Linked DNA regions of Mus musculus: regions 2, 3 and 4 are each linked to region 1. Evidence: chromatin loops called from intact Hi-C (ENCODE). Cell type or tissue: heart. All regions are shown on one strand. Each heading gives the region's core, and the rest is flanking DNA. Links, peaks and the distances in the headings are about the cores only.

Region 1 (5,728 bases), core at 598-5,597:
CTTTAGACTCTGCTTTTTAGTATGTATTGTTGGACGACATGCATGTTGGATGAAGGGACAGAAAGAGAACCGTAGGATCAGGGCTAATGCTCCTCTGGCTTGGTCACTGGTTACAGTTTATTGTGGCTGTTATGTCTTGAGACTTCATTTAAAAAATTACTGTTATTTATGTGTATGTACATGTGTGTGTGTGTGTGTGTTCCCAAGGAGGCCAGGGTGGCATTGGCTCCCTGAAGTTGGAATTCCAAGCAGTAGTGAGTTGCTTGATGTGGGTGCTGGGAATCGAACTTGGGTCCTCTGCAAGAGCAATATGTGCTCTTAGCCAGGGACTCATTTTTTCCAGCTCCTTCATTCGTGTGTATGTGTGTGTGTGTGTGTGTGTGTGTGTGTGTGTGTGTGTGTGTGTGTATGTGTGTGTATGTGTGTATATGTGTGTGTATGTGTGTATATGTGTGTGTGTATGTGTGTAGGTATGTGTGTATGTGTATGTGTGTGTATGTGTGTGTTTGTGTGTATGTGTGTAGGTGTGTGTGTGTATGTGTGTGTGTGTATGTGTGTGTGTGTATGTGTGTGTTTGTGTGTATGTGTGTGTGTGTATGTGTATGTGTGTGTATGTGTGTGTGTATGTGTGTGTTTGTGTGTAGGTGTGTAGGTGTGTGTGTATGTGTGTGTGTATGTGTGTAGGTATGTGTGTATGTGTGTGTATGTGTGTATGTGTGTGTATGTGTATGTGTGTGTATGTGTGTGTGTGTGTGTGTGTGTGTGTGTGTTGTTGTTGTGTGGCTGCTGAGGAGCTGGTTGTGTGGCTGCTGAGGAGCTGAGCTGGGTCTGGGAAGCTTCCAGCTTCTACGGTGCTTCTGCCGCTGCTGCTGCACTAGCAGGTAGCCTGAACTCTGGGATTTCAGCAAGCTTTGAGCATGCTATTCCAGGTCGGTTAAGTATTTAGCTCAACAGCCACGCTGGAGGTCTCCTCTCACTTTGCCTCACTTTGTTGGAATAGAAGAATCGTGACCCAGAGAAGATAGCGTCTGGGATATGGTGGAACTGGGCTTTCAATATGATCGAATGTTAAAGTTTCTAAAATTTCTCTTTCTTTGGAGTTTATTTATAGGTGCTTTTGTTCCGTCTGTCTACCCATCCGTCTGTTTGTCAGTTGGTCCATCCACCCACCCACCCATCCATGTTTTCCCCTACTTAGCCATTCAGAATTATATGTTTGAGCCTGTGGATGTGGATCAGTTGGTAGAATGCTGGCCTAGTATCCAGAAGCTCTGGGCTAGGTACCCAGCAGCACACAAAGCTGGTGCCTATAATCCCAAACTTGGGAGGTGGAGGAAGGGGGATGAGAAGTGCAAGGTCATCCAAGGTCATCCTTTGGCTAAATAGCAGGTTTGAGATCATCCTGGACTGTTTCTTTGGAGACAAGGCTGGCCTCTAGACCAGGCTGGCCTCAAACTTCTCCCTCTCCCTCTCCCTCTCCCTCTCCCTCTCCCTCTCCCTCTCCCTCTCCCTCTCCCTCTCCCTCTCCCTCTCCCTCTCCCTCTCCCTCTCCCTCTCCCTCTCCCTCTCCCTCTCCCTCTCCCTCTCCCTCTCCCTCTCCCTCTCCCTCTCCCTCTCTCTCTCTCTCTCTCTCTCTCTCTCTCTCTCTCTCTCTTTTATCTTGCCAGTCATAGTGGTATACATCTTTAATCCCAGCACTTGCGAGGGAAAGCAAGACAATCTCTGTGAGTTTGAGGTCAGCTGGTCTGCACAGTGAGTTTCAGGACAGCAAGAACTACACAGAGAAACCCTGTCTCAAAACACCAACAACAAAAATGGGGGGGGAGGGAGAGAGAGAGAGAGAGAGTATATAAAAACTAACTAAATTAAATTGCAAGGTGACAGACTTATATTCTAGGTTCTAGGGATATTGCTGCTGCCGCCTGGTATTTGCATTTTGAGTGAGAGTGAGGTTGAAGGAGAAAGCGTGAAGTGAATGCTGTATTAAAATGTATGAGGCAAATATGATAACCATTACACTGTGGAAACCTCTCCCCATGTGGAGCAGTCATGGGTGCGAGCAGGAGCTGGCCTCTATGTCTAAGAGTCAAAGATAAGATCTGGGAGGAGGGCTGGCATAGTAGTATTGGAACATTCTTAGAGGTGTCATGTTTTCTGTAAGGTGAAATGCCCACAGCTGAAAGGACAGGGTTTGTGGCCATCCAGGGTGGTACCTGCACCACTGTGGTTGACTGTGTGAAGATCCAGACAGTGATCACTAAGATGGTTTCTCATCACCCCAGAAGATGTGCTTCGGAGATGGAAGCAAACCACATTCAAAGTGTTTCTCAGTTAATAGGCTTAGTTCATAGTCACTTCCTGCATCAGGCCATATTCAATGGCAGAAGTACTTACTACTACTCCTAGTGTGTCTGAGCACGTGTGCTGAGGCTCACGACTGGAGGTCAGAGGGCACCATGTGGAGTTGTTTCTATCCTTCCACCTTTATGTGGGACCCAGTGATTGAACTCAGGTCAGGCTTGTACCGAAAGCATCCCCAGTCCCCGACCCTTGCCACTGGGACAGATGTATTTCTGCTGTGCAAACCTTCAGCCTGCCGCTTCAGCAAAACTGATACTGATGTTTGGGTCTAGGGAAAGGGGGAGATGGTGGCCGCAGCTGACAGAATTCAATAGTCTATTGGGTATGGAATAAGAATGGCAACCCCATAGGTGACCACAAGATGGCGACATCTCACAATTTATGTTTCAAGACCTCGCAGCAGGGATTTTTCTTCTGGCCTCTTAGCCTTGTTCTAAAATTGGTTCAAGTTTTCTTTTGAGTTAACAGTGTGATCAGAGCCCTGTGATGAGGCTCTGTGGTGGCTCCCCACCAGGAGCTGAAGAATTCTTGTCTTGTGAATCCAGGAAGGATAGATGAAAGGGTGGGTTCCCCAGGGTTAGGTGAGAACATGAAGGTTAGTGTTCACAGTCCTGTCCTCCCCCCCCCCCCCCCCCCCGTCTGTACCCCCTCCCCCACACTCCCCGTCCCCAGCCACCAACGATGCGCTAGCGCCCTGCACCTGCACACCCACCCCAGACCTTGCAGAGTGTGGAGAAGAAGATACTTAGTTGCTATTTATTTGCTATTCTGCATGAATAGACACATAGCTGGAGGTTTTCTGTTAATACAGCGTCTGTGAGGTGTGTGTGTGTGTGTGTGTGTGTGTGTGTGTGTGTGTGTGTGTGTGTTAGGCGATGGGCTGGAAGGGTTTGAAGGAAGGGTAGGAGAACACTCTAAATGGACGTAGGCTGTGATCTTGCACTAAAAACCTGAGGACCCGGCCAGGTTTTCTGCTTGGTTTTACTGTTTGCCCCTAGGGCTAATTTTAATGGGAACAATTTCACGTCGTCCCTTGTCCTTTGGCCACATCAGCACTTAGGTCACTGTCTTTATTGCAGGGACAGAGGAGAGGTCTCAAAGCATCTAATTGCAAAGGGCAGCAGCCACTTCTACAAGTCAGCATCATTTGTTCAATGCTCTGCAAACCCTGCTTGGCCCAAAGTAGGTCAGGCTGGAGGAAAGCAGTTGGGTGTGTGTGTGTATGAAGCATCGGTTCAGAGGGCTCCGAAGTGAACATTCCTCAGTCGCCTGGTGCCTTGGCCCCAAGGTCTTTTGGGTGCCTGCTCTCACCCTTATATCAAATATGAGCCATCTTTCCTTCCTTCCTTCCTTCCTTCCTTCCTTCCTTCCTTCCTTCCTTTCTTCCTTCCTTCCTTCCTTCCTTCCTTCCTCCCTCCCTCCCTCCCTCCCTCCCTCCCTCCCTCCCTGCCTTCTTCCTTCCTTTCTTTCTTTCTTTCTTTCTTTCTTTCTTTCTTTCTTTCTTTCTTTCTTTCTTTCTTTCATTTGTTCACAAAGCTATTGAAAGCTGTCCTCTCCAGACTCCATCCCAGATTCTGGAGCCCAGGAGAGGGAGAGGACCTCTCAGAATGCTTGGGACATTCTGGGGAACTTGTGAGTCCTCCGAGACATGCCAGCCGGGTGCTAACTTACTCTCTTTTCTCACATACAGAACAGGAATTATTTTGTTCCTAGCAATATTACCAGCCTCACAGGATGACGGTGGGAGAGCATCAAACAGTCTGTGTATACAGCATGCATGGTCAGCATGGGGCCTGGCTGTGGGAGGCAGCTTGTCCTTTGAGCAGGTGCTCAAGGTGGATTTTTGTAGCCAAGGGTGTGAGCTTTTACTATACCCTGCTTCACCAGATGGCACTGGTGTCCTAAACCCAGTGAACCTAACAGACACCCTTCCCTAAGGTGCCCAAGACTGAGTTTGTGAGCTGACAGCATGATGAATTGTTTAAGGGCACAGGCCCTCGAGCTGCCCCGTCCATGGTAAATCCCAGTCGGACAATTACTGACTGCAGGCTTTAAGCCAATTACTTAGGGTCTCAGCGTTTCAGTTTCTAACCTGTAAAATAACAGCAGCTTTCTGAATACAGCAGTTACGAGCACTTAGGCCCTGGAGGGCTGCAGCTGCTTCAACGCTCTGCTGTGGTCATCGCTCCTGTTGTTCCAGCTAACTTGCTAATGGTGCTCCGGCAATAAATTTAACGGCGATTGGACAGTGTGGACCTGTGATCTCACATCTCTGGATGCCGTTTCCTGAACACTAGGCAGGTGGAAAGAGAGCAGGCGGGAGAGGGGGCGGTTACAGGCGGGAGAGCAGGGGTGGGTAGTGGCGGGACTATAACGGTAGGGTTGTGGTGAGGATGAAGGCAAGGTGGTGAGGAACTGGTGGTACCGTTGCTGGGGTGAAGTGTACAGACAGATGAGGTGTTGGTCGTGTGGCGGGGGGTGGGGATGGGGTGGGATCACTTCACTCACAGTCTCAGAGGGCTCGTGCACGTATGACTCTGGTACAGGGCCGCTGGTGAAGCAGTACTTCTCGAGGGTAGGAACCTGTGGAGGAGGCAGCTCGAATTCCCCGAACCTCCCCAAACAGCACAGCCAGGTAAGGACCAAACACTCAACATGTGAGCCCCCTTTAGGGCACATTTTAAAGTCAGAGCAAAACAGGCGATGGAGGTGGTAGGTGGTCAGCTGGTTTGGTGTGGTCCGTGGGATAACAGTAGGGTGTTGGTGGAGGAGGGATAATGAGGGACTGGTGCTGGCAGGAGGAAGGATGGGATAGCTGTTGCTGGAGCTGTGGGGAGGTAGTGTGGGGTCGGGCACTGGCAGGGTCGGGAGGTAAGACACGCCTTCTCTCAGCTCTGTGACCAGCACCACAGGTCGCCTTCAGGAACTGACATGACTCCAGCCCCTCAGGATGCCAACTGTTTTCTTGGAGGTCCTGGTGTGTTGGCAACTATACCAGTTTCTGATCATTGCCTAATAAATTGCCTCATTCATTTATGGACGTTTTACTAAAGTAATTGATCAAGTAATATATTTTTTATTTTCTGGCTTTGTGTGTGTGTGTGCATGCATATGTGTGCTCATGTGGAGACACAGGGTTAATGTCGGGATTCATCCTGTATCTCACTTCCTTCTTACTCATTGAGGCAGGCCTCTTAATCAAACCCAGAGCTCACCGATATGGCTAGTCTCAGTAGCCAGCTTGCTCTGAGGGTCCCGTCTCTGCCTTCTGAGGGTGGAATTTCAGGCTGACTATCACACCTCTCCTACATTTCTGTGGATTTAGGGGGACCCAAACTCCAGTACTCATGCTCGTATGAAAAGTGCT
Region 2 (5,728 bases), core at 532-5,531, 1.7 Mb after region 1:
ATGGCATGGTGCCCACTACAGCCACACTCTGGAACTTCGGCATGTTCAGGATCATGTGCAGCTGGGGCCAGAAGCTTGATAGAAGGTCGCTGTAGGCAAGCAATCTCAAGCTGTAAACATCTGGGAAGGAAGAAGCTGCTGTTGCTCCTTTTGTGCACACTGATCAATCATCAAGAAAGAAGTCTTGCCACCTTGGAGCCTGGCCCACTAGGGAACAGCTTGCCAATGTCCCATGGCTCTAAAACCTCTGCACTTGTTATGGCTGTGCCCATGTCAACAATACACACTCAGTGGGGACTTCCCTCACTTGAGGATCCTATGATCCCTACAGAGAATCCTCTTCCTTAGCTGGTTTGCCTGCCCCAGAGCTGTTTCATGCCTCTGTCCTCAGTGCTGACTCTGAGCCTCTGTGTCAGGGATCATGAGGTAAGGAGCTGTGTGGAACAGCATTACCCACTTCTGGGCTTCACCACAGCCTGTGCTCTGAGACCACACCTAGACTAATTCCAGGTTTTAGTTTATCATCGTGACAACCGCTTCATCTTTTCAAACCCCCATTATCCTCATCTATGAAGAGGCTACGTGATTTTTGTGCTTGAGGGGAAACTGAGGTACTTTGTACTTTGGGTAAGAGGCTCTTTAGAAGATGTGTTAACACTGGACAGACAGATAGTATTACAGCAGTGCCTCTGAAGAAAATTCAGCCCTAGAATCATTCCCTCTCTCTCTCTCTCTCTCTCTCTCTCTCTCTCTCTCTCTCTCTCTGTGTGTGTGTGTGTGTGTGTGTGTGTGTGTGTGTGTGTAGGAAGTGAAGAGTAGGGGTACCTCTAGATGAAGCACACCCATTATACAGATGAAGGAACTGACACTGGTGTGTCAGTGATGTCCCCAGAGTGACACCCTGAGCTCTCTAAACTTCCCTGGGGAAGTAAGAGAGGAGTCTGCTGTTTTTAAGGGGTCTTGTCACCTAGAGGGTTTGTTGGCTGAGAATAGAGAAGAATAACAGAAGAAAGAAGAATACAGAAGAAAGAGGTTGCTACCATGGGCATGGTTGGAGCAGCAGTCTGGGATGGAACCTAGTCAAAGCCACAGCATCTTTCTCTGAGGACTGTTGTGTGGGTTAAGTGAGACAACCTTGTGCCCACTGGCTCATCCCACTGACATACCCTGGGGTGTGTTCAGGTATGCATAAACTATTTCATGAATTAATAATTCACGAGTATTACCTGAATGAGTCTTGGGATTTTCCTCCGAGCTCTAAAACTATCTGTAACTGGGACCCAATCTCGCAAAGAGGCTGAGAAGCTCACTCAACCTCTGCAGCTATTACGTGATAAAAATGATTGAAGCCAGTTGCCAACATAAAAGTGCCTATGTGTGGTTATTAATAATATTGAGCGGGACCCATTACAGAGAACCTGCAGCTTTTATGCTTCCATAATTTCAGCCATGCCATCATCCTCTGCAGAAAGAAGAATCGTCCCCTAACACAAATTCTCCCAGCTCTCTATTTTCCAATAAAGAGAATCCTGCCGATGATGAAAACAGTGACGGGCCTTTTCAAAGGCCCCACTCAAGATGCTGGGGGAGAACAGAACGAGCACCATTTACCTTGTCTGCTACAAATCATCACACACTTGACTGTTTCCAAGTTGAAGGCAGGATGTTTCATTAACAGAGACAGGAAGGGAGGTGAAGCTCTGTCAATTAAGGGCGGTTTCTGAAAAGGCTCTTTTTATTGTTATTATTTTTTTAATCTTAAAAGAAAACAGCAGGAGGAAAATAAACAACCGAAACATCTAAAAGGATGTCACTTATGCCCCTGGCCATGGCATTGACTGCTGTGTCTTATAAATAGAGAGCATTCTCAGAGAAAGTCTTCCACTCCAGAAACTCTTTCTTTCCTATCAGTTAGAGCCATGCTTCTTGTAATGTATCTTCCACAGGAAATGGTTATGGGCAGCTCTGGACCACTGCTTGTAGAAGTTTTGTGTTAAAATGTAATGTGACAGGCTCACAGCAATGACGCCCCTTGTGGCATCTGTTAATCAGAAACCAGCCCCCTAACACTGCCTGTGGTGATCGAAAAAAAATACTGAGATAAATACTAGTATATTTAGCACAGTGACAAACAATGTCAGTGTTTGGTTTGAAAGAAAAAGACGAAGAAGGGAAAATAACCACCCTTAAGAGTTACAGAGTTCCCCCCCCCCCTTGGCCATGAAGCAACCTGAGGAATTGAGAGTCCTTCACTAAAAACCTTAGTTAAATGTTTAAAACAGGAGCAGGGAAAGTCAAAGCATCCCTGTTTTATGAAGCCAGGGCTGGAGTTGATTCTACCCTAGAAGCTTTCGTTCTTTGACATATTAGTGGTTTACAGGATACTGTGAAGAGGGAAGGAGCGAGAGGCTTCATATGGGATGTCTTTTCCCAAGAGCATAGCCACTGAGCCACCACGTATAGAACTTCCTATAACATGCGATTCTTACATCCTCCAGACTGTTTCCTGAGAATGCCCAGAATTCAATACTCAAGGACCACTTGAAAGGCTTCCAGACGACTTAAGGTAACCGTGTCCCACCCTGAACCTGTGTCCAACAACCACAATTCTTGGTGATCCAGAGTGGCTTCTCTCTCACAACAGATAGATGCAGGATTACAATCATTGGCAATATCTGGGGCTTCAGGCATTGATCACATCCCCTGGAAAATGAGTAGGGAGAAGAAACTGACTGGACAAACGAAAAGATAAGCTACATTATCAACTCCCAGGTGCATTTCTGTCCTCCCAATCCTAATGCAAACCAGGCAATACACAGATCATCTTCTGGGAGAGGTGGAAGCAAGAAAGGGGTCTGGAAACAATTCAGAGCTCAGCAGCACTAATGCCTCTCGCTACAGCCTTGCTCAGGGCTGCTATGGGAAGGCTGGGTGTTACCACTCTCAGGATGTTGTGGGAACATCTCCATGGAGTCTCTTGCAATTACATCAGCCAGATAATACTGACCCTGTTTAACCCACGGAAGAGCTATGCAAGGTACAAGTAACAGCACATGCATACTTCACTTGGGAACTGCTTCTGGGAGCCAGAAAAGGGTCTAAGTTTTAGCAAGCAGAACAAAGAGGCAACATGGGCTCCTATCGCCCCCTATTGTTAGAAGCCTGTAAATCTGGGACATCGTGCATCCACCCAGAGTCAGCATCAGGTCCTGACTTCTCCTTTGGCTTTTGACTGCTGTCATCCCCTACTCACAACTGTTCTTGTTATTTTCACCCATACAGCTGATGGACTGGCCCACTGTCATTCTTTTGTTCTTTTAGACGAATGCATCGTGTTGTATGAGGTGTGGAGAAATGACTGAGCAGATAGCATAGCGGCCTGCTGTGGAGAGCCCTGCCAACTATCACAGTGGTCCAACCTGGGCATCTTGTGTCTCCCTGACAACAACCTGTATGGTCCAGCCTTCACTCCCAGCACTACAGCCCAGTGAGGAAGACACTGAAACCTGATCTAGGTGGAGACTCATGCCCATTCATACTGACTCACAAACACAATGCCCATTAAAAAAGAGACTGGGCTCCCATGCGACCCCAGCATATATCCTAGAAACAGAGTACAGAGCCCTCTTTATTCTTCTGCTCCTCTGTCCTCTGCCTGGCTCACAACAAGAAGTTAGCTGAAGCCTTTAAACTTAAATTACTCTCTAGTGTTATTGGTGGGAGGCTGTGGTGTTTATCAGTGTTATCTTGTATTGGCAGGATCCAGACACTGAAATGGTGGCTTTAGTTGCTGTTACAAGACAGCCCCATGCTCCTCATGGGGCAGAATTATGGAGTCTCTCTGGGTAAGGTCCTGTATGGTATGGGTTGTCTCATTAGATGAAATGACAGCCTAGTACCTCAGCCATGGGTAGGTGCGTGCTGAGTATGCTCCTGCCTCAGATTTGGATGGGTTTCTAACGCTTGTTTAAAGTGATACTGGTAAATTGTTTAGGTTTATATAGGATGCATCTTGTCTGTGACCATAGACTCAAGGGAAAACATACTTTCTTCATCCTAGGAAGCTCTTACAGATCCTCTTCTGAAGATACTTCTGTTCCTATCTGGGGGAGTTGATGGCTTTGCTCAGCATACTCCCTGTGTGGTCACCTTGTGCATACAGTCCTCCGTGTCCTGTAGCTCTGCCAGACTCATATGTTAAAGCCCTTTCCTTGTCTTTTTCTCCGTGGTGCTCACTAAGACTCATCAGTGAGAGGACCTTGCAGGAGAAGTGGAGAGTCTGAGTCAGCTCCCTGGACGGTTGTGGTCAGCTGAGAACACCCAGTAAGAATGCCTACAAGGCTCTGAGAAGCAGCCTGAGGAATCCTTGTATCATCACAGACAAGTACATATTTAGTAATACAAATATTTTGCTCATAATCTTTTAAACTTAGGGTTTTTCTTAATGTGTCTGGGTGCTTTGCCGACATTACCAGTTCACAGTCTGTGGGTCATGACCCCTTTGGTGGGTCACCTATCAGATATCCTTTATATGACATATTTATATAATGATTCATGAAGTAACAACAAAATAATTTTATGGTGGGGGGGTCATCACAACATGGGGAGCTGTATTAAAGGGTCACAGCACTAGGAAGGCTGAGAACCACTGGTCTAAATGCATCATGTAAGTACATTGCCCTCAGAGGCCAGTAGAAAGTAATGAATCCTCTGGAATGGGAGTCACAGATGGTTGTAAGACTCTCTGTGGGTGCTGGGAATCGAACACAGGTCCTCTCTGAGAGCAGCACATGTTCTTAACCACTGAGTCATCTCTCCAGCCCTTTGATCATTATTTATAGGCACTGTAGAATCCACACTGTTGATGCCAATCTGTCTAAACCTCACATTAGTCACATTTAATTCTGCCTAGAACAGCAGGTCATTAGGTATTTCTCCACTAGGTCTAAATTCCTCTATGGTTTGTCCCTGCGTGTTATTTTGACATCTTTAATATCAGTGTGCTCATGGTCTTCTGACACATTGCATTTCTACACAGGCACACATGGGGAAGCACACCCATGTGTCAGTCCAGGGGACCCTTCTGGAAACCTCTCTTTCAGGTCTGTGTTCACGTGCCACTGACACCTGTGGCACACCCATTAATGCACACTTTCTTGGGGGATATCATCAAGAGGAACATAGAGATGATCTGAGTACCGGCAACAAAATATCCAATTCCAGTAGACACCCAGTCACTTCCTAACCAAACCCAGTGACTTACCAGGGCTATAGGTGGCTCAGTGGCTAAAAGCAAGTACTGCTCTTGTAGAAGACCCAGGTTTAGCTCCTGTGTGATTTAAGCTCGAGTAGATCAAATAACACCCTCTCTGACCTTCACAGGCACACACACACACACACACACAACCACACATACAGAGGAGGGGGAGGAAGAGGGGAAGGGGGAGGGGGAGGATTAGGGCTAGGGGGAGGGGGAGGGGTGAGGGGGAGGGAGAGGGAGAGGAATTATTTTCTTCTTTCTTATCCAGGGTAGTACAGTCTTGCCGCTGTGGCTAATTACTCTCATTTGGGGATAGCCTGTTCTTTGAGGTTGTGCTCCTCCTGGGATCTTATCTTTATGCCTTCAGCACTGAAGGGGGATGAGACAGACTAGGTAGACACCCACTCCACGGCGATGCACATGCCTGTACAGAGTTAAGATGGAGACTGAGAAAGTTATGGAGGCAGG
Region 3 (5,728 bases), core at 260-5,259, 120 kb after region 1:
AATTCTTGATCTCTTTCCTAGGTTTTCTATCTCTGGGATTGTCCCCTTTTGTGATTTCTTTATTGTTTCTATTTCCATTTTTAGATGCTAGATGGTTTTGTTCAATTCCTTCACCTGTTTGGTTGTGATTTCCTAAAATTGTTTAAGAGATTTTTGTGTTTCCTCTTTAAGGGCTTCTACCTGTTTACCTGTGTTCTCCTGTATTTCTTTAAGGGAGTTATTTATGTCCTTCTTAAAGTCCTCTATCATCATGATAAGATGTGCTTTTAAATCCAAATCTTGCTTTTCTGGTGTGTTAGGGTATCCAGGGCTTGGTGTGGTGAGAGAAATGGGTTCTGATGTTGTCAAGTAGCATTGGTTTCTTTTTTTCTTTCTTTTTTTCCTTTTGGGTGCAGTGAACTTTATTGATGGTATTCAAGAGAGTAAGGAGGGGTCCCCTAGGCCCCTCCTGTTATTATGGGGGTCTGGGGTGGAAATTGTGAGGGAGATGCTCAGTGTTGGGGGCCAAGTTGGTATAGGAACTCCTCAGCAACTGAGGGCCTCTCTTTTGCTCTCAGTGTCCTTGCTGGGGTGGGTGGTTCAGGGTTTCTTACTCCTTGGAGGCCATGTAGACCATGAGGTCCACCACCCTGTTGCTGTAGCCGTATTCATTGTCATACCAGGAAATGAGCTTGACAAAGTTGTTATTGAGAGCGATGCCAGCCCTGGCATCAAAGGTGGAAGAGTGGGAGTTGCTGTTGAAGTTGCAGGAGACAACCTGGTCCTCAGTGTAGCCCAGGATGCCATTCAGTGGGCCCTCAGATGCCTGCTTCACCACCTTCTTGATGTCGTCATACTTGGCAGGTTTCTCCAGGCTGCACGTCAGATCCAGGATGGACACATTGAGGGTAGGAACATGGAAGGCCATGCCAGTATGCTTCCTGTTCAGCTCTGGGATGACCTTGCCTATAGCCTTGGCAGCACCAGTGGATGCAGGGATGGTGTTCTGGGCAGCCCCACAGCCACCACACCACAGCTTTCCAGAGGGGCCATCCACAGTCTTCTGAGTGGCAGTGATGGCATGAACCGTGGTCATGAGCCCTTTAACGATGCCAAAGTTGTTATGGATGACCTTGGCCAGGGGGGCTAAGCAGTTGGTGGTGCAGGATGCATTGCTGACAATCTTGAGTGAGTTGTCATATTTCTAGTGGTTCACACCCATCACAAACATGGGGGCATCAGCAGAAGGGGTGGAAATGATGACCCTTTTGGCTCCACCCTTCAAGTGGACCCCAGCCTTCTCCATGGTGGTGAAGACGCCAATAGATTCCACAATATACTCAGCACTGGCATCACCCCATTTGATGTTAGTGGGGTCTCACTCCTGGAAGGTGGTGATGGGCTTTCTGTTGATGACAAGTTTCCCATTCTTGGCCTTGACTGTGCTGTTGAATTTGCCGTGGGTGGAGTCATACTGGAACATGTAAACCATGTAGTTCAGGTCAATGAAGGGGTCATTGATGGCAACAATTTCCACTTTGCCATGTGGAGAACAGATGGCAGCCCTGGTGACCAGGCACCCAATACAGCCAAATCCGTTCACACCCACTTTCACCATTTTGTCTACGGGACGAGGCTGGCACTGCACAAGAAGATGCGGCTGTCTCTGGAACAGGGAGGAGCAGAGAGCCGTAGCATTGGTTTCTATTGCATATGTTCTTGCTCTTGTCTCTTGCCATCTGGTTATCTCTAGTGCTACCTGCCCTTCCTGAATCTGACTGGAGCCTGTTCCTCCTGTGATCCTGGTTATGTCAAAACTCCTTGGAGTCTAGCCGTCTCTGTGATCCTGTGATTCTGGGATCCTGTCATTTTGAGATCGTGGGTATGTCAGAGCTCCTGGGAGTCAAGCTGCCTCTGGGATCCTGAAATCCTGGTGTGACCAAGCTCCTGATGTTCTGTTGTGTCAGAGCTCCTGGGAGTCAAGGTTTTGCTGGGTGTTGCAGGGATGGGTGGGGAGCCAGAGCCATGGGTTTGCTCAGGGCACAGGTGCAAGCTGGAAGGAACCTGTGTCTCTGGCTGGGTGGGGATTTACGCTTCCTTGGTTCCTGTGGGGGTTCCAGTTACACTGGATGCTGGGAAAGACTTGTGGCCTCAACTTTGATCCTGAGTGTGTCAGAGCTCCAGTGCTCCTGGGTGTGTCTGATCTCCTGGGAGTAGAGCTTCCTCTGTGATCCTGTGATTCTGTGATACTGGGCATTTCAGAGTACCTGGGAGTCAGGCTCCCTCAGGGTGTTGTAAGAGTGGGTGCAGAGCCAGCACCCCAGGTCTGCTCTGGGTGCAGATTCAGACCAGAAAGAATCCATGCCACTGTCTGGGTGGGGGTTCCTGCATCCCTGGATCCTGGGGGACCCAGGTACTTTGAATATTTGGGCAGATGTTGTGGCCTTTCCCATGATCCTGGGTGTTTCAGAGCACTTGGGAGTCAGGCTTCCTCTGCGTGTTGTAGGAGTGGGTGCAGAGCCAGCACCCAAGTCTGCTCCAGGTGCAGGTTCAAACTGGAAGGAACCCGTGCCACTGGCCAGTTGGGGGTTCCTGTGTCCCTGGATCCCAGGGGTCCCAGTTATTCCCAGTGTTGGGGCATATGTTGTAGCCTCCTCACCTGTGGTCCTGGGCATGTTAGAGCACCTGGGAGTCGAGCTTCTTCTGGGTGTTGTGGGACTCTGTACAGAGCCAGCGCCCAAGGTCTGCTCAGGGCACAGGTTCATACCAGAAGGATAATAATGTAATTATCTTATATGAAGGATATCTTATATGTGATGCACAAAGGGGTTGCAACCCATGGGCTGAGAAATACTGGTCTAGAGGCATCTCTGAGTTTCAGTATTATGAAAAGTAAACCCACAAGAAAGCCTGCGGGGAAGTCCCACTTGCTATTTATAGTAGAATTTTGATAATTTTCCTAGGGAAGTGCTAAGAGAGTTCTAACTGGCACCTTTTGAGCTTTTACTATGTCAGCTGTGTGCTTTGTCCCAGCACATCTTTGCCATGACCTCTAGAGGCAGGGGATGGTACTACACCCATACTCTGTGTTGGAGTCTCAAGAAGACCTGAGGACTGCCCATGGCCCACAGAGGCTCCATTAAAACCCTGGTGACAATGGCATAGTATGTATTCATAATGCACACATTATTCTGGGAGAACTTATTTTCAGGTAGGAAGTTGTGCGGCTATGTGAAGGTCCCAGTTCTGTTATTTCTTGTCTATATGACCTTGGGCAACTTAACTTAGGTTTTTGGAGCTTCTGTATGATAGAGATATCAACACTTGCCCTTCAGGGCTAACATCAAGCCTGACTGAAATTTCCTCATATGCCAAATGTCTGCTATATCTTCACAAAGACTTAGAAATGGCCAATAAACACATGTTCAAGTTCATTTGACATCACTGTTCATTAAAACCATACTAAGATATCACATTGCCCTCCAGTAGAATGGGTAAAAATAGAAAAATTTGACAGATTACAATGCGAAGTGTTTGAATGGAAACAGCTCTTTTGTGCTTCTGGGCAAACAGTCTACATAGGAGTGAAACCTGTCGAGAAATCATGTAGTAGAATCAACTAATGATGGCAAATGTTTGTGTGCCCTGGCTGGCGATTTCCATTCTGAGCATATACTCAAGGGAATGGTGGTTTGTGTTCACCAAAACACAGAATATTCACAGCTTCATTCATAGCCTCAAAAAACCAGACACAGAAATATTCTTCAGAGGAGGAGGAATAGATACGATCTGGTGGAGTAGTGAGGGAGATATCCTTCATCAGCCAGCTAACTATAGATGCATACATGAGTCCCACAGGTAGTCCGCTGAATGAAAGAAGCCAGACAGAGTGCACATTTTTATTCTTTTTTATGGAGTTTCTAGTTCTACTTCAATTGCATGAACTCAAGAGTAGGTCAAACCAACCTTTGTGGAGAGAACTCCATCGTTGTCCCCTGTGGAAGACACAGAAGGAGTTGTTGAGGAGTTGAGGAGTTTCTTGCCTTGATTGGAGTCATGGATGTAGATAGATAAAATACACTAAGCTGTACATGAGAAACATGTGGGCATTATTCTAAGTCACACGATATACATAAAATGTTAAGCTACAATGTATTGGTCATGTGGTAAGTGCTCAACAAACATGAGAATCTTTCTTTGTTTTGTTGTCTGCTAGATAAGAATATACAATGTTGGGGCTGAGAGGATGGCTCAATGATGTGCCTGCCATATAGTCACAGGGTCTGAGTTCAGATTCCAGAATCCAGGTAAAAAGTTGAGCATGGTGTTGCATGCTTGTACAAACTACAGTGTTGGGAACAGGGGCAGAGGCAGGAGGATCGCTGAAGCTAGTTGGCCAGCCTAGATGAATCAATGAGCTCCAGGTTGAATCAAAGTCCTTGTCTCAAAAGATAAGATGGGAAGCAATCAGTGGAGGCACTGGACTTGGACCTCTAGGCCCAACACACATGCATGCACGCATATACACATGTGTATGTACATTGGTGCATCCACCTACATGAACATCACACACACACACACACACACACACACACACACACACACACACACACAAAATGTGACTTATATGGACAAATAGTGATTTTTTCCACCCAGGGACCATAGGGCAGTTTAAGAGGATGAGAAAGCCTCATGCAGAAAGCTGGGTTACCACAGACTGAATCAAATGGCCCCTTGAGATGACAAGGATTCGTTTGTCCGTGTAGTGTGAGTAAGAAAGGTTCTCCACTCCTGTGTGGTTATGGGGAACCTTGTGGGAAGTGGAACATTTCAAACAGTTGATGGTGAGGCAAAGGACAAAGTGTAGAAGTTGAGAGGATTCAGGGAAGAGCTAAAGGAGTCAGTGTAGCTAGGGTTTGCAAGGATGTGAGTGTGTAGAGTTGGAACACATGGGTAGAGCATTCATGGGAGAACTTGGGTTCCAGGAGGAGTGGATTAGCCATGATTCTACTGGAGGAATTTAGGGAGATTTCCAAGTCATGTTCTCAAGCTGGCAGCTGGCGATAGCTGGGGAATGTAAGTGTCAGGATACCTAGGAGCAGAAGCTGCAGTTAGCAGGGCTAGATGAGTTCCGAAGAAAGTACCTGGAGCAAAGGCCAAGTGTGGTTGTCCTGGGACACACTTGGAGGGGACAGGAGTCACACATGTAGGGTCTCACTCCATCTCACACCTTGCTGAGAAAATCCAGTATTTACCACAACTAGGAAGCTGGAGGCTAAGTCTTAGGGTTAAATCCCAAGTGAGATTTTTTTTTTTTTTTGAGGAAGGGATATTAGTCTATTCAGTCTGGAATAGGGATGCCAAGTGTGGTTCTTGCATGAGAAGGGGAGGAAAGCAAGATATAGCACAGAAGGACCTACACATGGATGGCCTCTTAGCTGCAGCCTCCACCCAGCCTCGCCAGGAACTGAGTTGTCACATAAAGTCAAGGGAGAAGGGCAAGTACAAAGTCATATGACCTTCTGTTATTGAGCCACTGGTACAGGTGGCTCCTGGTGGGGGAATGAGGATTGTAATCTGTGGACATGGCAGGCCCTGTGTCCTGGACCATTTTCTGAGAAGGGTCGGTGAAGATCCATTGGCAGCAGCACCTAGAGCCGCAGAGAACAGACATCATAATAAGGAAAGAGGGTCAGGGAGGCTACCAGCACATCCATGACAGTTCTGTCATGGGGACAGGAGACAATAG
Region 4 (5,728 bases), core at 177-5,176, 200 kb after region 1:
CTTGAGACCCAGCACTTGTCCTACAATGAGTTTCTGAATCAGATGCCCACTCTCTTGCTGTCCTCATTCCACAGAGGTGATGTCAGCTCCAGCCTAGAATGCTGCAGTGGCTTACTTTATTGCTATTTCAAAATATTTGTTCATTTGGTGTGTGTGTGTGTGTGTGTGTGTGTGTGTGTGTGTGTGTGTACATGAGTGCCATGGTGTATTTGTGGAGGTCAGAGGACTGTTTATTCGAGTTGATTTTGTCCTTCTACCATGTGGGTCCTGGGGATCAAACTCAAGTCATCAGCCTTGGTGGCAGGTAGCTTTCTTTCCTCACTGATCTACCTTGGTGGTCCTGAATTGGCTTCAATATTTGTCCCGTACTCTGCCTCAAATATGACCAACTCCTGTAGTGGGCGTGTCCTAAATCATGAACCTGACTACATGCTACCATTTAAGGTTTTATGTGCTTTCTTGTGGCTACAGTAGCAGACATAGGATTAGATGCATGTTTACCTGTGGTAAGAGAGAAGTACCAGATAGAGTTAGTACATGAGCTGAGAAGAGCATCCAGCCAGCACAGGGCATTTGGGTCGAGGAGCCTACCCCATGGGTAGTAGGAGCTCATTCCTGAAGGGCAGAGATGTAGATGGGCTTATGCAATGGTACCCGGAGGGTTACAAACCAGGAGACAAAACAAAACAAAACTCTCTGATTAGTCATTGGCTGAGTGTGTTCCCTGGGGTGCTAATTACCTGCCACCATGGTCTTTCTGTATAGAAGGCCAAGCCTGTGTCAGTGGTCAGAGGGCTCCTTCAGGCAGGAGCAGCAGACACGCATTGGAAACTTTCTGCGAGCAGTGGGCAGGAAGGGGTGAGCTGTGGTAGCATCTCCCACAGCCTGCCCTCCCATCTCCATGCGATTCACAGGCTCTCAACCCTACAGCTCCATCCCTTCACTGCCTGTATCCGTGCAGATGCTTCAGCAGCTCCTTCCAGCCTGTGTGCTCCGGTTCACAGCAATCTGCTGTCCATCACCACATGGTTACCCTCAGTGCACCTTCAGACGGGGTGCTTTGGTCCACACCCACACACCAGTCACAGCACTGCCTCCACGACAGCGGGGTCGGATGGCCTTCATCCTGCATCTCTCAGAGCTCTTCCTTCTCGCCAGACACAGGCTGTGTGGCACTCCTGGGTTTAGGATTGACCCTATCCAGTTTTCTCCGAGGCCCTAGAGATGAGCACATGGTTTGGCATCCTAAACAAATGCTCCAGACTGAACCGGGCATCTATGGCTCATCGTTTAGCATGCAGTTGGGACTCATTATCTGTGTCCCGAGTTGAACCCACCCTTGTCTTGCTTGGCTGCCTCTTTTTAGAATAAGCAATACCAAAAAGGAGACAAAACCAGAATCTTACCTCTCCCTAGGGATAAGCTTGTTATTTTTTGTCAACCCTGTGAGATTAGAGCTGGAGGTGGTGACCAAGGGGGATCCGGAAGCCAGAGAAGACAGGAGGTCATCGGGATACACACGTGTGCACACACCGTACATGTGAATAGGCAGAGCTGTAGCAAAAATGAAAAGAGAGGAAACTTAACAGACTGGGAGAGGCTGAGCCCAGAAGATGGACTGTCAGGGATGAATAGAGGTAAGAAGAAAAGACAGGAAGAGGGAAGATTGGAAAGATAGGGCCAAGAGGAGGAGAAAATATGGCCAAACCATATCCTACTTGGGAAAATATAGCACAAAAGCCCTGGAGAGAGACTCTCTGTCACAGGGTATGAGACAGAGACTGGAATCCTAGCTATGGATCTTAATCTCTTCTCCTATGGCTGACTCAGTGGCAAAGATGAGGATAGTGGGGTGTTGGGTGAGGGGGACACGGTGAGCCCCTCACTCATCACCATGACTATGGTCTGAGTACTTGTAGTGGTGTGAGATGTTTGCAGAGCCCTTTCTGTATCCTTTTACAGGATAAAATCTCCGAGGTTAGGGCAGAGTGCTGTGATGACCCCCCCTGGGCCCCCGTGTGCGTGCCTCTGGCCTTGTGAGGTTAGATTTGCAGTACCTCATGAAAGAATAATGAGCCATATCAATGTTTAAAGCCGCCTAATGCTCCTTTCAGTTCAGCTGTCTAGAAGTTTGCAAAGCAGGGGCCATGGTTCCCAGGAGAAGGCCAGGAGACATGACCGAAGGGCCATAGGCAGCCAATGTGGCCATCAGAGCCTTAGGTGGGTCTGTGGTGGGAGGATCCCAGCCAGCGAGGGGAACGATCAAGGTCAGTGAACAGCATTCTGCAGGAATTACCTTCTTCTTGAATGTCTAGATAGACCAGACTCAGGAGCCTAGGAAGACTGTCCTTTGTGCATGTATGGGTGTGCATGCATATGTTTGCGTGCACGTGTGTACACATGCATGTGGGAATCAGAGGACAGTCTCAAGTATGGCTTTTCAGGTGTTTTCAGGTGGGTTCTCTGGACCTAACTCAGATCCTGACTAAGCTATCTTTCTCCAGCCTTAGAAATAATTTCTGAATAAGTCCTCAGAATAAATCCTATATCACAAATAACATCTTCCTCCATACATTTCTTTCCCCATATTCCAGTTATTAAACTGCATTGTGCCCCAGCCCCAAGCTCCGGTTCTTGCATTCTTCTGCCCAGAGATGCTGGGGTTGATGTATTCTGTCAGCTGGTTCCTTGTGACGCCTGCCAGTAGGGGGCGCAATAAGAAGGCGTTTCAGATGCTCCGACCCGCAGCTCCCTCTTCAGTGCCTGATGGGTCCACGCACGGGTTAGGATTTTTGCAGCAGCACTCTCACGGCCCACCTCGCTGGGACGAGTTTACTTGGAGGTATCACCACCCAGTCAGCTGCCGCCTTCATTATCTAGATCCTGTTCTGAGGAGTTCTTCTTCAGACTTAAAACGAAAGTTTTATTTATGTATACGCGCGTTTGTCTGTGAGAATAGAGGCCACACGAGGATGCCTGCGGAGGTCAGAGAGGGAGTCAGATCCCCTAGGGCTGAGGTTATGAGCATTTGGGAGCTTTCTGACATGCATGCTAGGAACTGTTCCCAGGTCCCCTGGAAGAGTCGCGTGTGCTTCTAACCACAGAGCCATCTCTTCAGCCCCTCATCTTTACACTTCTGAGATTTATTAATTCAAGCGTTTTTTTTTTTTTTTTTTGTTTTTTTTTTTTTTTTTTTTTTTTAGTATTTCCATAATTTTAGGGATGCACTGGGTGACTAGGCTAGTCTTGGTTTTCCTGGGACTTTTTGAGTTTCTAATACCGACATTCAGGTGTTCTGAAATTCAGCACATCTCCACAAATAAGGAAGGTTGGTCATTTCAGGCTGAGAGCTGCCTCCCCCAGCTGCTCCCTCAGGCACCTTGTTAACGATTTTATATCATGATAACAATGATAAATTAGGATGAATTTTGCCTGTCAAAGCTGTCGCTATGATTTCTATTTCCTGACTTGAACTTCTGTAGCCTCATCTCTAACTCTTAGGAACTTTGTTAAGCCAGACAGCATCTTCTAATTAAGGGCACACTCTAAGGTGCTCAGTGAGGGGAGCGCCTGTGGATTTTTGCTGCTGCTGTGGTCACTATTGTTACAGTACAGCTTAGTGTGGAAAGAAAACCCTGAGAGTGCTGGAGGTGGCTTGCATTATGCCCCTGGGGGTCCTTCCCAAGCACTGTGGGGGTGCATACCTGTAATGCCAGCACTTGAGAGATGGAGGTGGGAAGATCGGAAGTTCAAAGCCATCCTTAGTGACATAGTGAGTTCAAAGACAGCCTTACATACAGGAGACCCTGCCTCAAAAGAGCAGCAAACAATCTCACCTGTGTGCAGCTTGTCCACACATATCCCAGCATCCACCTCCCTCCTCCCAGCTGTGCTCTCTGGCTGCTGTCCAAGGCAAGCACCATCATCTCTGCACAGGAGAGAGTGACTCAAGTCACCCAGGCAGTCACAGATGTCTCGAGTTTCAAACTCACTATAAAAAAAGTTTCAGGGACTGGGAAGATAAAGCAGATAGAGCACTGGTCTCACAAACAGGAGGACCAGAATTCTGGCCTGTAGTGTCCACATAAAAAGCCAGTATGGTGGTCTGCTTGGAATTCCAGGCAGGGACATGGATCTCTCAGGTGAGCTGGGTAGCTAGACTAACCAAATCAATGAGCTCCACATTCAGCAAGAGACCCGGTGCAAAAACAAAATGGGGAACAGTTGAGGAAGACAACTGTCGTCAACCTCTGACCTGCACATAGATGCACGCACACACACATGCAGAACACATACATATATACACACATGCACCACAATACACACACATACACAAATACACACATAAACACATACATACACACACACGAGTTTCCTCACATGCTTTGGGTTTTTCTTGCATGGGGTTCAATGCCTGGCAAGCACTGGCTCTATTTAATTTCTCACACCAACTGCCTCTAACCTCTATGCCCATGCCTTTGGACTTTGCCTAGCTCTGTGGGCGAAATGCACCACGGAGACACGTAAACTAGGGGAATGAGGCTGAGACTCCTGACTTCAGCTGCATATGGCCCCAACCCTGGCACAGCTCACAATCTTCAGTGGATTTGCATTTTAACTAAAAGCTTTCTAGAACCTTGGCCTCAGACCTGGTCTGCTTAAAAGGCATTTCCCATAACACTCAATTTTATTAATACCATAAAACACTCTGCGCTAAATCACTGGATCATTTCGTATGCAGGAAACACCCTGTCTGGCCGGCTGTCTTTGGATAGTGATGGAAGTGTTCCTGTAAAGGATGGAGCTAGGTAGCACTGGAGAGGGTTCGCCTAGAAGACGGAGACTGTGGATGTTCTGAGGATATCTGGGGCTGTCTGCCCACCACCCAGCACAAAAGCCAGGAGTGGTCTGGTCTGGTGGTGTCCTGGCTCCCAGACAGCTTATAGTACAATTAATGTGGAAACTAAGGAATTTGTTGGAGTAGCAATATGAAGCTTTAAGTAGCAGCAATGACTTGGAGTTATTAGGGTAGAAAGCTGCTAAAAGTGTGGAGCTTGAGGAAACTACCTGTCTCTGTCTCTGTCTCTCTCTCTCTCACTCTGTGTGTGTGTGTGTGTGTGTGTGTGTGTGTGTGTGTATGAGACAGCTCATGTGTGTGCAGACTAGAGCACAACTTTGGGGGCCAGCCTCCATAAGTGATTTTTTTTCTGGACCTGTCTGGCTTAGCCAGGAGAGTCCTCTGTTCTGCATGGCGTTGGCTAGGCCTACCCACACCCATGGGTCTTCTCGTTCAGTTGAGAGCTCAGTTGGTGCTAGAGAATTCAAGACACCATTCCACACATATGGGATACTTCAGTTGAGGTTCTAGAAAAGTCAGAAGTTAGCTAGGCTTCACTCTTTCTCTAGATTGCTCCTCTTCAGATTTTTAGACAGAGAGTAGATCCAAAAGTAGCAAACACAGAAGTTGTCAGGTATCTTATGGCTTAGAGTCCAGAGTCTGCAGAGCATGTAGAGTCTACATGTGTATGTCCATGTTAGTGTGGGTGCGTGTGTGTATACATGTATAAGACCACAGCAGAGCCTTAGGGTGTTTTTCAGAAACTGTCTACCTTGTTCTTTGGAGACAGGTTCTCTCATTGGCCCGGAAACTCAACAGTGGAGTAGGCTGAGGGGTCTTCAGAGGTCTTCTTGTCTCTACCTTTTCAGCACCAGGATTGCAAATGCGTGT

What was found. Peaks named below come from ENCODE experiments on the same cell type or tissue, not always from the same donor. Only the 100,000 strongest peaks of a DNase experiment are listed, where the experiment ranks them.
Region 2: it touches region 1 in a loop (4-fold over the local background); 6 of 42 quality-filtered maps call a loop at or near these places.
Region 3: a loop joins it to region 1, with 5 times the contacts of the local background. A loop is called at or near these places in 6 of 42 quality-filtered maps.
Region 4: it touches region 1 in a loop (3-fold over the local background); 19 of 42 quality-filtered maps call a loop at or near these places.

What each region holds. Positions count from the first base shown.
Region 1 is chr9:113,642,701-113,648,428 of GRCm38, reverse strand. Gm36745 (a long non-coding RNA gene) reads left to right here and starts at 4,821. Exons shown (of 5, transcript XR_379913.3): 1 at 4,821-4,996. In heart, for the core only: a CTCF peak has its summit at 2,716 (motif pointing right); no DNase peak of the experiment used is centred there.
Region 2 is chr9:111,937,200-111,942,927 of GRCm38, reverse strand. No RefSeq gene overlaps it. Among named protein-coding and RNA genes, the nearest start is that of 4930545L08Rik, 21 kb to the right of the region's middle. In heart, for the core only: a CTCF peak has its summit at 3,146; no DNase peak of the experiment used is centred there.
Region 3 is chr9:113,526,098-113,531,825 of GRCm38, reverse strand. The region is part of intron 1 of AU023762 (expressed sequence AU023762); the gene reads left to right. It also overlaps the pseudogene Gm7183. Among named protein-coding and RNA genes, the nearest start is that of AU023762, 58 kb to the left of the region's middle. In heart, for the core only: a CTCF peak has its summit at 3,042; no DNase peak of the experiment used is centred there.
Region 4 is chr9:113,439,234-113,444,961 of GRCm38, reverse strand. It overlaps Gm39438 (a long non-coding RNA gene), which reads right to left and starts at 1,200. Exons shown (of 3, transcript XR_871308.2): 1 at 741-1,200. In heart, for the core only: a CTCF peak has its summit at 2,698 (motif pointing right); no DNase peak of the experiment used is centred there; H3K4me3 peaks cover 459 bases; H3K27me3 peaks cover 1,544 bases.